Linked DNA regions of Homo sapiens: region 2 is linked to region 1. Evidence: read pairs that join two places in POLR2A ChIA-PET (ENCODE). Cell type or tissue: GM12878. All regions are shown on one strand. Each heading gives the region's core, and the rest is flanking DNA. Links, peaks and the distances in the headings are about the cores only. Region 1 overlaps CYB5B (cytochrome b5 type B). Region 2 overlaps TERF2 (telomeric repeat binding factor 2).

Evidence for each region. ChIA-PET counts read pairs that join two places held together with the same protein. Peaks named below come from ENCODE experiments on the same cell type or tissue, not always from the same donor. Only the 100,000 strongest peaks of a DNase experiment are listed, where the experiment ranks them.
Region 2: POLR2A ChIA-PET joins it to region 1 with 6 read pairs; 14 of 35 experiments call an interaction of 5 or more read pairs at or near these places.

Annotation. Positions count from the first base shown.
Region 1 is chr16:69,430,940-69,438,751 of GRCh38, reverse strand. All of the region lies in intron 1 of CYB5B (cytochrome b5 type B), which reads right to left. Among named protein-coding and RNA genes, the nearest start is that of CYB5B, 10 kb to the right of the region's middle. RefSeq lists a silencer at 2,177-2,226. In GM12878, for the core only: no CTCF peak of the experiment used is centred there; no DNase peak of the experiment used is centred there; H3K27ac peaks cover 471 bases.
Region 2 is chr16:69,378,815-69,382,814 of GRCh38, reverse strand. All of the region lies in intron 3 of TERF2 (telomeric repeat binding factor 2), which reads left to right. Among named protein-coding and RNA genes, the nearest start is that of TERF2, 5.2 kb to the left of the region's middle. In GM12878, for the core only: no CTCF peak of the experiment used is centred there; no DNase peak of the experiment used is centred there.

The DNA of each region.
Region 1 (7,812 bases), core at 1,576-5,575:
ACAAAAAGGCAAAGAACTCTAGTAGACATTTCTTCAAAGTAAATACACAAATGACCAATAAGAAGATGAAAAGATGTGCAATATCAGTAGTCATTCAGGAAATGAATTCTGTCAGAAAGGGACTCCCCACACCAAAAAAAAAAGAAATGAAAATCAAACCATAACGAGACACCACTTTACACCTGCTAGGATGGCTACAATTAAAAAAAAAAAATCGAAAAATGGGATCTTTGTACATTGCTGGTGGGAATATAAAATAGTGCAGCTGCTGTGGGAAACAGTTTGGAGGTTCCTCAAAAAGCCAAACATAGAATTTCCATATGACCCAACAATTCCACTGTTAGATATGTCCAAATGAATTAAAAACAGATTCACACAGATACTTGTACACCAATGTTCACTGCAGCATTGTCCACAACAGCCAAATGGTAGACAACCCATGCCTATAAACAGATGAATAGATACACAAAATGTGGTATATACATAAAATATTATTCAGCCTTAAAAATGAATGAAATTCTGATACATACTACAACATGAATGAACCTTGAAGACATTATGCTAAGTAAAATAAGCCAGATACAACTGGACAAATATTGTTGATTCCATTTATATTCTAGAGTAGTCAAATTGATAAAAACAAAAAATAGAACTGTGATTACCAGAGGCTGGGAAGAGGGGGAAATAGGGAGTTATTTAATAAGTACAGAGTTTCAGTTTGGAGTAATGAAAAATTCTGGAGATAGATGGTACTGATGATTGCACAGCAACATGAATGTACTTAATGCCATTGAACTGTATGCTTAACAATTAATAAAATGGTAAATAAAAATAAAACAAAACACATTATGCTAAGTGAAAGAAGCCAAATACAAAATGACAAATATTATTTGATTCCATTTATATGGGGTACCTAGAACAGGCAAATTCAATAGAGACAGAAAGTAGATGAGAGGTTAGCTTGAGTTTGGGGAGAGGAATACGGAGTTATGGCTTGATGGTTAGAGTTTCTGTTTGGAGTGGTAACGAAAAAGTTTTGGAAATAGATGGTGGTGATGACTGCATAACAGTGTAAACGTAATTAACGCCACTGAATTATACAACTAAAAATGGTTAAAATGGCAAATTTTGTTATCTATATTTCACCACAATAAAAGAAAGAGTAAAGTTAGGTTTATATATCTATAATTAATATAAACTAAAAATGTGCTTTTGTCTGAATCCTAACAAAACAAGATAGAAGTGTATTGGGGGGGTTATGCTCAGTAGTCTAGATTAGTTGTCTGTACTATTCAAATCTACTAGACACTCAAAAATTCCTCCCTACTTTTTATTAAGTAAACCTAGTAAGACAGTAGATATTTCCCATTTTTTTCTAGGATTTGCTTTGTATTTAAACCTCTTGTGAATTTGCAAAAAAACATTCTTCCAACCTGAATAGCCTTTGTACTTTAACACTAATGGACTCTTTGTCTACTTAATATTAATATTATGTACGCAGTTACACAATATTACAAATGAAATGTTTCAAATAAACTATACTGCAACCGAAATTATAAACTGCCAAAAAAGATGAAACAATGATTGTGATCTATTCATTTCTGTCTAAATCAAGCAATAATAATCAAGTGAAATACTTTACAGCTACAAAGGAAATTGTGTAATGTCCTCTTGTGAAAAATTTTATCCAGTTCAACTGTCCAAAGAATATGTGATAGTAGGGGAAATCTACTGACTTTTCCTTAAGTTCATTTACTTTACTAAGTATTTTTGGAGAGCAGACAGAAAATCTATGTTTCAACAAAGAAGAGGACAAATTCCTTATGGAAAATAATACTTCCAGATTACTAATTCTATGGAAATAGGGGACTGATGGGCAGAATAGAGGAGAATGTGAAGAATGGCAGTTACAGAATAAAAATCTTGTTGGAAAAAAAATTACACAAATTATCTGTAGGTGGAAATTCCATAGTGATGTAATAAAAATATAACAATGGAGATATACTAGAGATCACCTGACATGGAAAATGAAATCCAGAAACATTAAGATTGAGGAAGTGCAAAATTAGGCCTAGTGATGAAAAGGGGGTCCTCTAGCCAAACACATTACCTCATCAAAATAAAACATGGAGGTTAAAATTTTAGAGAAGACAAAAACTACTTCCTAAAAAACAGTCTGCAGGGCAGAGAAAGATAACAGACCTGGGGGGTGAACAGGAGGAAACGGTGCAGGTCTATAGGTATTTGCATTTGGGTTAGAATGAGCCTGATAAGAAAAGGCTGTCACCTAAGAGAGGCAAACCAGCTGGCTGCCAGGAATGGTGTAACCTTGGCAGGGTCTGAAGTTCAGGTCTGCAGATCCAAACATAACTTGACATCCTTATCCCCCCAGACGGGGTCCCACTGCACTGATTCTCACAATGCCATATGTACCTTCATGATATTTATGTATCACAATTGCAATTATTTATTTAATATCTTTCTTCTCCATCAGACTAGATAAACTCCATCGGGAACAGAGACCACGCCTGTCCCATTCATGGCTGTTTTAGAACACAGCATGGTGCCTGGAACATAATGGGAGCTGGGAGTGAGCACACACACTGCTCACAAGCGCGAACACACATGTGAGTGCATGCCATGCCCCCGGGCAAAATGAATAAATAAATGAAAGTAGATTCCTTGATCAGGTCACCTCACCTGGGCAGTGATAGAGGTTAAATTCTGCCTCATCTTATTTCTCACCTTCCCTAGAACTAACCACTTGGAACCACTCTTGGCAGAGAGCATTCTTTCTATAAAATTATAATGTTAGGCCAGGCACAGTGGCTCGCTTCTGTAATCCCAGCATTTGGGAGGCTGAGCCAGGAGGATCACCTGAGGTCAGGAGTTTGAGACCAGCCTGACCAACATGGGGAAACCCTGTCTCTATTAAAAACACAAAAAATTAGCCAGGTGTGGTGGCGGGTACCTGTAATCCCAGGTACTCGGGAGGCTGAGGCAGAAGAATTGCTTGAACCCGGGAGGCAGAGGTTGTAATGAGCTGAGACCGCGCCACTGCACTCCAGCCTGGGAGACACAGTGAGAGTCCGTCTCAAAAACAAATAAATTAATTAATTAAATTTAATTATAATGTTAATTCCACTGGACAGGCAACAATCAACTTTCTTTTGACCAGCCTTGGAGAAGTACAGTAGGAATTATTAGTCAAATGCCAAAGCTTTCAAGAAATACCCTGGGATTGTACCAAATAGAGCCTGCATTCTCAGGCAAGGCCACTCTATACCTCACACAAGAATTACTTGGGCACAGATCTTCCCTGCAAATCCAAGTCATCTAATTTACCTTTCAATCCTTCAAAGCACTTGCCACTTGGTACTCAAAAGATGCTGCAGGAAACAATGCAATTTTGTATTAAATGCAATTTTGTATTAAAAACAAAAATAATCACTAACACTTATTGAGCTCTTTAAGCCAGGTAGTATGCCATAATAAGTCTATATATGCATTATTTAAATTACTTGTCACAACCACAACTACCCTGTGAAGTATGTGCTATTATCTCCATTTTACAGAGGGAAAAGGGCCTTTACAGAGCTTATTTCCACAAGGTTCCACAACTATTAAGTGGTAAAGTAGAAAGCTCAACCAGACACTTGGACCCCAAAGCTAATACCCAGCCACTAGAAAAAAATGCTTTCAAGTCAAAAATAACAAACAACCCAATTTTACAAAGGGCAAGACCAGATACTTCATAAAAAGGCATATATAAATGGCCAATAAGCCCATGGAAAGATACAACATCATTAGTCATCAGGAAAATGCAAGTTAAAACCACAATTATATACCATTACACACCCATTACAATGATTTTTTTTTTTTTTTTTTTGAGATGAAGTCTTGCTCTGTCACCCAGGTTGGAGTGCAGTGGCGCGATCTCAGCTCACTGCAACCTCCACCTCCCGGGTTCAAGCGATTCTCCTGCCTCAGCCTCCCAAGTAGCTGGGACTACAGGCACCTGCCACCACACGTGGCTAACTTTGTATTTTTAGAAGAGATGGGGTTTCACTATGTTGGCCAGGCTGGTCTCGATCTGCTGACCTCGTGATCTGCCCACCTCAGCCTCCCAAAGGGCTGGGATTACAGGCGTGAGCCACAGCACCTGGCCAACCACACACCCATTAGAATGGTTAAAAGTAAAATAACTGACAAATACAATGTATCAATGAAGATGTGAAGAAACTGGAAAACCTACATTGTGGTGGGAGTATAAAATTATATAAACACTTTGGAAAATGCTCTGGCAGTTGCTTAAAAAGTTAAACAGACATATAACCTAGTAATCTCACTCCTAGCAATTTTACTACTAGGTATTTGCCCAGGAGGAATAAAATCATATGTCCACACAAAGATTTGTACATGACAGTTCCTAGCAGTTTTATTCATAACAGCCCCAAACTGGAGACAACCCAAATGTCAATCAACAAGTGAATGGATAAACAAATTTTGGTATGTTCACACAATGAAATCATAAGTTACAAATCACTGATAACACAGAAAAAATAGATGAATCTCACAGATATACTGAGCAAAAGAAGCTAGACAGAAGAGTACGTACTATAGTGTTAGAAATAAAATGAGTGTGTATGGGGACAACACTGGTAGAAATGTTCTACAGTTATGTGCCACATAATATGGTCAACAATGGACCATATATATGATGGTGGTCCCATAAGATTATAATACCATATTTTTATTGCACCTTTTCTATGTTTAGATGCACAAATACTTGTTACTGTGTCACAACTGCCTACAGGTTTGTACAGGTTTATAGCCTAGGAACAAGAGACTATACCGTACAGCTAAGGTGTGTAGCAGGCTATACTACCTAGGTTTGTGTAAATATACTCTATGATGTTTGTGAAGGGGTAAAATCAACTAATGATGCAGTTCTCAGAATGCACCCTCATTGTGAAGTGACCCATGACCGTATATTGATTGTGATGGTGATTATACAGATGAGACATTTGTCAAAACTCACTGAACTCTACATTCAAAATCTGTACATTTTATTGTCCCTACATTTGATTTCAATTAAGTTGATTTAGAGAAAAAAATGTGACAGCAAAATATTGAAAAACCCAAATGTTTATCAATAGGATACTGCTTAAATAATGATCCATATAATAAATCCTATGCAGCTGTGGTGAAGGAGGAGGAGGGATGCCAGTTATTGCTATGGAAAGATCCCTGAGATACACAGTTAAGTGAAAAAGGCAAGACACAGATGAGTGTGCATAGTATGTTATCTTTTGTGTAAAAAAAGAGAAACTACATTCACTTTGGCTTGTACAGGCAAAAAGAAACTAGAGGGATACACAAACAATGGGAGTTAACTTTAGGAGGCAGTGAAACTGGGCAGAGGGGAAGGTGGCTTTTTACTATATACCTGTTTGACCTACTTAAAAAATGAAAAAAATTACCTAGGTTCCAGGAAAGGGGTATCTGTTCTAACTTCCCTATACCACATTCCCAATCCTTCCAAATTATATTTAAAATGTGAACAAAGCTATAAAACAGACCTAATTCCATACTCTGCAGCCATGAAAAACATTGAGGCAGATCCTAGGGTACGGTTAAGAGTACAGGCCACAGGCCGGGCATGGTGGCTCAGGCCTGTAATCCCAGCACTTTGGGAGGCTGAGGCAGGCGGATCACCTGAGGTCAGTAGTTTGAGACCAGCCCGGCCAACACGGCAAAACCCCGTCTCTATTAAAACTACAAAAATTAGCCAGATGTGGTGGCAGGTGCCTGTAATCCCAGCTACTCAGGAGGCTGAGGCAGGGAGAATCGCTTGAACCCGGGAGGTGGAAGTTGCAGTGGGCTGAGATCGCGCCATTGCACTCCAGCCTGGGTGATAGAACGAGACTCTGTCTCAAAAAAAAAAGGAGTACAGGCTATAGGGTCACAGTGCTTGATTTCAAATCTCACCTGTGCCACCTAACTTTATGACTCTGTGAAAGTTACTCCTCTGCTCCTGTTTTCTCACCTCTAAAACAGGTTGTTGGGAGGCTTAAAAGAGAAATTACATGTAAAGCACTTAGAATAATAAGCACTCAATAAATACTATGACGACTACGAGGGCAAATCAACTAATAGAATACTATGACTCTATTTCTGTATATATTTGTACATATTTGTATATATAAGTATATACATGTTTGCACATATAAGTATATGCACGGAAGATGTAGTATTCAAACAAATTATTGGGATTGAAAGAGTTTAGCCTACCCTAACTTAAATGTGTTCAGAACATTTACGTTAGCCTACAGTTGGGCAAAATCATCTAACATGAAGCCTATCTTACAATAAAGTGCTGACTATTTCATGTAATTTATTGAATACCATACTGAAAGTGAAAAACAGAATGCTTGTATGAGTACTCACATATCACTTTCACACCATGGTAAAGTCAAAAAATTTTAAGTCAAGCCCTAGTAAGTCAGGGACTGTCTGTAAATTGCTTCAATGTCATCCCTCATCTTCAAACATGTCAGTGGTTTTCTATTACCTTTTGGATCAAATCCAAACTACCTACCAGACCTTGCATGTCCTGGGTCCCGCCTAGCTCTCTGGCCATTCTTGTCCTTCATTCACTATAGACACAGCTTCTTTCAGTCCCACTAATGTGCCAAACTCTTGCTTGACTTCAAATGCTGCTGGAATGCTCTTTTCTGTATTCTTTCCAAATCAGGTTCATGACCATCAGCTCAATTAAATGTTATCTTCTCACAGAGGCTTTCCCAGATCACTCTTATTAAATTAAATCTTTCCTGATTTTTCTTTCTCAACTCATTTGTTTTCTTCATAAAAGTGCCATAATTTAAAATTATTTCATCTGTCTGTTTTTGTTTTGACTCCTCTAGAATGGTAGCTTCAAGAAGGCAGTATCATGGGATATTTTCGTTTTGTTTGTTTGGAGACAGGGTCTCGCTGTCACCCAGGCTGGAGTGCAGTAGTGCTATCTCGGCTCACTGCAGCCTCGATGTCCTGGCCTCAAGCCCTTCTCCCACCCCTGCCTCCTGAGGAGCTGGGACTACAGGCTCATGCCACCATGCTCGTCTAATTTTCGTATTTTTTGTAGAGATGGGGTTTTGCCATGTTGCCTAGGCTGGTCTCAAACTCCTGAGCTCAAGTGATCTGTCCACCTTGGCTTCCCAAAGTGCTGGGATTACAGGCGTGAGCCACTGCACCCAGCTTTGTTTTGTTTTTAAGACAGAATCTCACTCTGTCGCCCAGGCTGGGGTTCCATGTTTATGTTTATTTTTATACACCACCAGGGCCTACTACTATATAGAACTTAACAAATATTTGTTGGGTTAATAAAATGTTATCCCATTTATGAGATGGTTCCTAAAGTAATATTCTCATTTATGGTGACAGTTTCTAAAAACACATATAGGCCGGTGCCGTGGCTCACACCTGTAATCCCAGCACTTTGGGAGGCCAAGGTGGGCAGATCACTTGAGGTCAGGAGTTCGAGACCAGCCTACCTAACATGGTGAAACCCCATCTCATAAAAACTAGCCAGGTGTGGTGGGAGGGACCTGTAGTGCCAGCTACTCCAGAGGCTGAGGCAGGAAAATCGCTTGAACCCAGGAGGCAGAGGTTGCAGTGAGCCAAGGTAATGCTACTGCACTCCAGCCTGGGCGACAAAACAAGACTCCATCTCAAAATAAATAAATAAATAAATACACATATAAAGCTTTAAAATAGGGCTGGGCATGGTGGCTCACACCTGTAATCCCA
Region 2 (4,000 bases), core at 1-4,000, 54 kb after region 1:
GTTTCTCATGAGGTTACAGTCAAGCTGTCAGCTAGGTTTGCAGTCATTTCAAGACTCAACTGCTTCCCTACTCACATAGTTGTTAACAAGACTCACTTTCCTACTGGCTGTTGGCTGGACACTTCAGCTCCTGGCCTCTTCACAGATAAGGCTGCTTGCAACATGGCAGCTTTGTTTTCCTACAGCAAATCATGCAAGAGAGCAAGAACCCAAGGCAGAAGTCTCATTCTTGTAGAGTCTAATCTTGGAAGTGACACATTATCACTTCCACCATATGCTCTTGGTCATACAGACTAGACTCACTCTGGTAGAGTGTGAATGGGACTCCGCAAGAGGTGAGGCGCATTGGGGGCTGCCTTTGAGGTTGGCAACCACAATTACCTTGATCTCCTAGTTGTTAAATGATATTATTTCATCCATCTCTTCAATTTACTTTGTAAAAGTTTCTCATTTACAGTCACGGAATCTGTTAATGATCGGGAAAATTCTACAGACGCCTAGGTTCAGTGAGCCTTGCTCATGCATTTAAGCTTTGTAAAGTGCCAAAACAATTTATTTAAAAGTATATTGAATCTTTCGCAAAGTTTATCAAGTAAGTTATTTGTTAAGTTAGAACCCTCAGTGCATGGTCTAGGGATCTCTGGAGGTCCCCAGGACCCTTTCAGAGAAGCCATGAGGTCAAAACTGTTTTCATAAGCAGAACCAAAACATTATTTGACTTTTTCAATGCATTGGCATTTGCATTGATGGTACAAAAGCAAGGATGAGTAAAATGGGTGATTCCTTAGCGTGATCAAGATGGTAGTAATTGTACTAGTAGTCATTGTATTCTTCACTGCCACAATTTTTTTTAAAACTACCAATTTTAATTAAGAATGTTAGTCACAGTTGTTTAAAAGCTCAGAACTCCCATTAAAAAAAAATTTAAAAAAGAATGTCTTTGGTAAAGCAGCAAAAACTGGATGAATTTTATTAACTCTAGAGCCTTGAGTAAACATCTTTTCAGGATTTTGTGTGTTGAAATAGAAAGTATGGGCCAGGTGCAGTAGCTCATACCTGTAATCCTAGCACTTTGGGAGGCTGACGTGAGTGGATCGCTTGAGCCTAGGAGTTCCAGACCAGCCTGGGTAACATAGTGAAACCCTGTCTCTACAAAAATACAAAAAATTAGCTGGGTGTGGTGGTGTGCACCTGTGGTGTCAGCTACTTGGGAGGCTGAGGCAGAAGGATCACCTGAGCCTGGGAGGTGGAGGTTGCAGTAAGCTGATATCATACCTCTGTACTCGAGCCTGGACGACAGAGTGAAGACCCTGTCAAAAAAGAAAAAAAAAAAAATAAGAGGAAGTATGACTAAAATGTTTCTGCTGCATACCAAAACATGATGGTTACCAGGAAAAGCACTTGTGTTATTATTAGAGTTGCATGCTGAACTAGCTGCTTTTTTATGGAATACTATTTTACCTGAAGAACAACTGACAAATTACAGTTGTTCACACTTGGGTATTTGGCAGTCATTTTCTTGAGAATGAGTAAAGCAAACCTGTCACATAAAACAAGTGACAGTATTTGTTGCCAGTGATAAAGTTTAAGCTTTCTAGTGAAAAACAGAATTTTGGAAAACTTGTATTCATGTGCTTGATAGCTTCCCAATACTTAGTCTTTTCTGAAGATTGGTAATATTAACAACTGACATTTAAAAAATATTTTTTAGGCTGGGCGCGGTGGCTCACGCCTGTAATCCCAGCACTTTGGGAGGCCAAGGCAGGTAGATCACCTGAGGTCAGGAGTTTGAGACCAGCCTGGCCAACATAGTGAAACCTCGTCTCTACTAAAAATACAAAAAAAATTAGCCAGGCGTGGTGGTGGGCACCTGTAATCCCAGCTACTCGGGAGACTGAGGCAGGAGAATTGCTTGAACCCGGGAGGAGGAGGTTGCCGTGAGCCGAGATCACACCACTGCACTCCAGCCTGGGAAACAGTGAGACTCCATCTCAGAAAAAAAAAAAAAAAAATTAATGAATGTGTCAATATTTGAAGATCTTCATAACTCAGTGAACCAGTATTTTCCAGATGACCAATGCATGATGTTATGAAGTCATCCATGGATGAAAGATCTATTTAAACTACAAGATAGACTGATGGATTTTTTTTTTTTTTTTAGACGTAGTCTCTCTCTGTCGCCCAGGCTGGAGTATAGTGGCGTGATCTCGGCTTACTGCAAGCTCCGCCTCCTGGGTTCAAGCAGTTCTACACCTCAGCCTCCCAAGTAGCTGTTATTACAGGCGCCCACCACCACCCCTGGCTAATTTTTGTATTATTATTAGAAATGGGTTTCACCATCTTGGCCAGGCTGGTCTTGCACTCCTGACCTCATGATCCACCCGCCTTGGCCTCCCAAAGTGCTGGGATTACAGGAGTGAGCCACTGCGCCCAGCTGACTGATGGATTTTAATGTGACAGATTAAGAAAAGTTTACTTACTGCAGTTTCGTGTAGAATCAAACAAGAATAGCCACAGTTTTCTGAAAAAGCTATTAAAATACTCCTCCATTTTCAGCTTCGTATGTGTATAAAGCCAGATTTTTAAAAATGCCTTAACCAAGGGTAGGGCATGGTGGCTCACACCTGTAATCTCAGCACTTTGGGAGGCTAAGACGGGTGGATCACTTGAGGTCAGAAGTTTGAGACTAGGCTGGCCAGTATGGTGAAACCCTGTCTCTACCAAAAATACAAAAATTAGCCGGGTGTGTGGCCCGAGCCTGTAATCCCAGCTACTCGGGAGGCTGAGGCATGAGAATCGCTTGAACCCAGGAGGCGAGGAGGCTGCAGTGAGCTGAGATCACATCACTGCACTCCAGCCTGGGTGACAGAGCAAAACTCTGTCTCAAAAAAAAACCCCACTCTACCAAAATAACACATCACAACAGATTAAATACAGAAGCAGTTATGAGCATCCAGCTATCGTCTATATTAAACCAGATATTAAAGAGATTTTCAAAATGAAAAACAAATGTCACCCTTCTCATTAAACTTTTATCTTAGTAAATGCCGTAATTTTTCATAAGGATGTTATTTATGTTACCTTGTAATTAGTTTATTGTTATTTTCTAATGAATTAATAAATATTTAAAATTTTCTGATTTATGTTTCTAATACAGTGAATATCAGCAAATATAACCTACATAAACAGAAAGCTCTTTGAGGGTCTGCAGTAACGTTTTAAGAAGAATATAAAAGAATCCTGAGACCAAAAATTTGAGACCTGCTTCTGCAAGCTGTTAATTATATCAAGACTATATTTGTTTTCTCCTCATAACTAAAGGAGAGATTGATCTGTTAGGTTTCTTTAGAGAACAAGGGGTAGCAACACGTATAGCATGTCCTTGAAGCATTTATATGTTGCTTTTTACTATGCGGCATTGTCCCCTGCAGCTTTGGCAACAGCAGCTTGATGTTCTTTGAGGGCCTTACCCCATTTGGGGTGCTTGTATATCAGATACACTCTGTTAGAACTTTACATTTGAAACAAAAATATTTGTTGAGGCTTTTTAAACATTGCTGCTTCCCAGAACAGCCTTGCTTCTTTTTGCATCTGCTTCTTTATTCTTCAGTTCTGTGAGTTTGGTCTTCTTCTCTTCCTTTGTTAATAAATGTGCTTTCTGGCATTTCTTCCCAACATAAACCTACCTTACCTATTTTGAAAATCTGTGCTTGGAATTTCCCTTTTATTTAACTTATCCAGAGACCATTGATATTGCTTATACCCTAGAAACCTTAACAAATACGTAAGAGAAGAAACTATACTTACTTCTGGGAACTGCCAAGTGAAAAAGCAGTGATTCATCTTTTTAATTTCCCCCCCCCCACAGGAAATTAATACATAGTTTTAAAAGATAAGCTCATAGCACAACCTTTGAAGCAGACTTCTTCATTTCAATTTGAAAGCATTCATATTTCCTTTCTTGCTTCACACATTAAATATAGAAGGATATGTGTTCCAA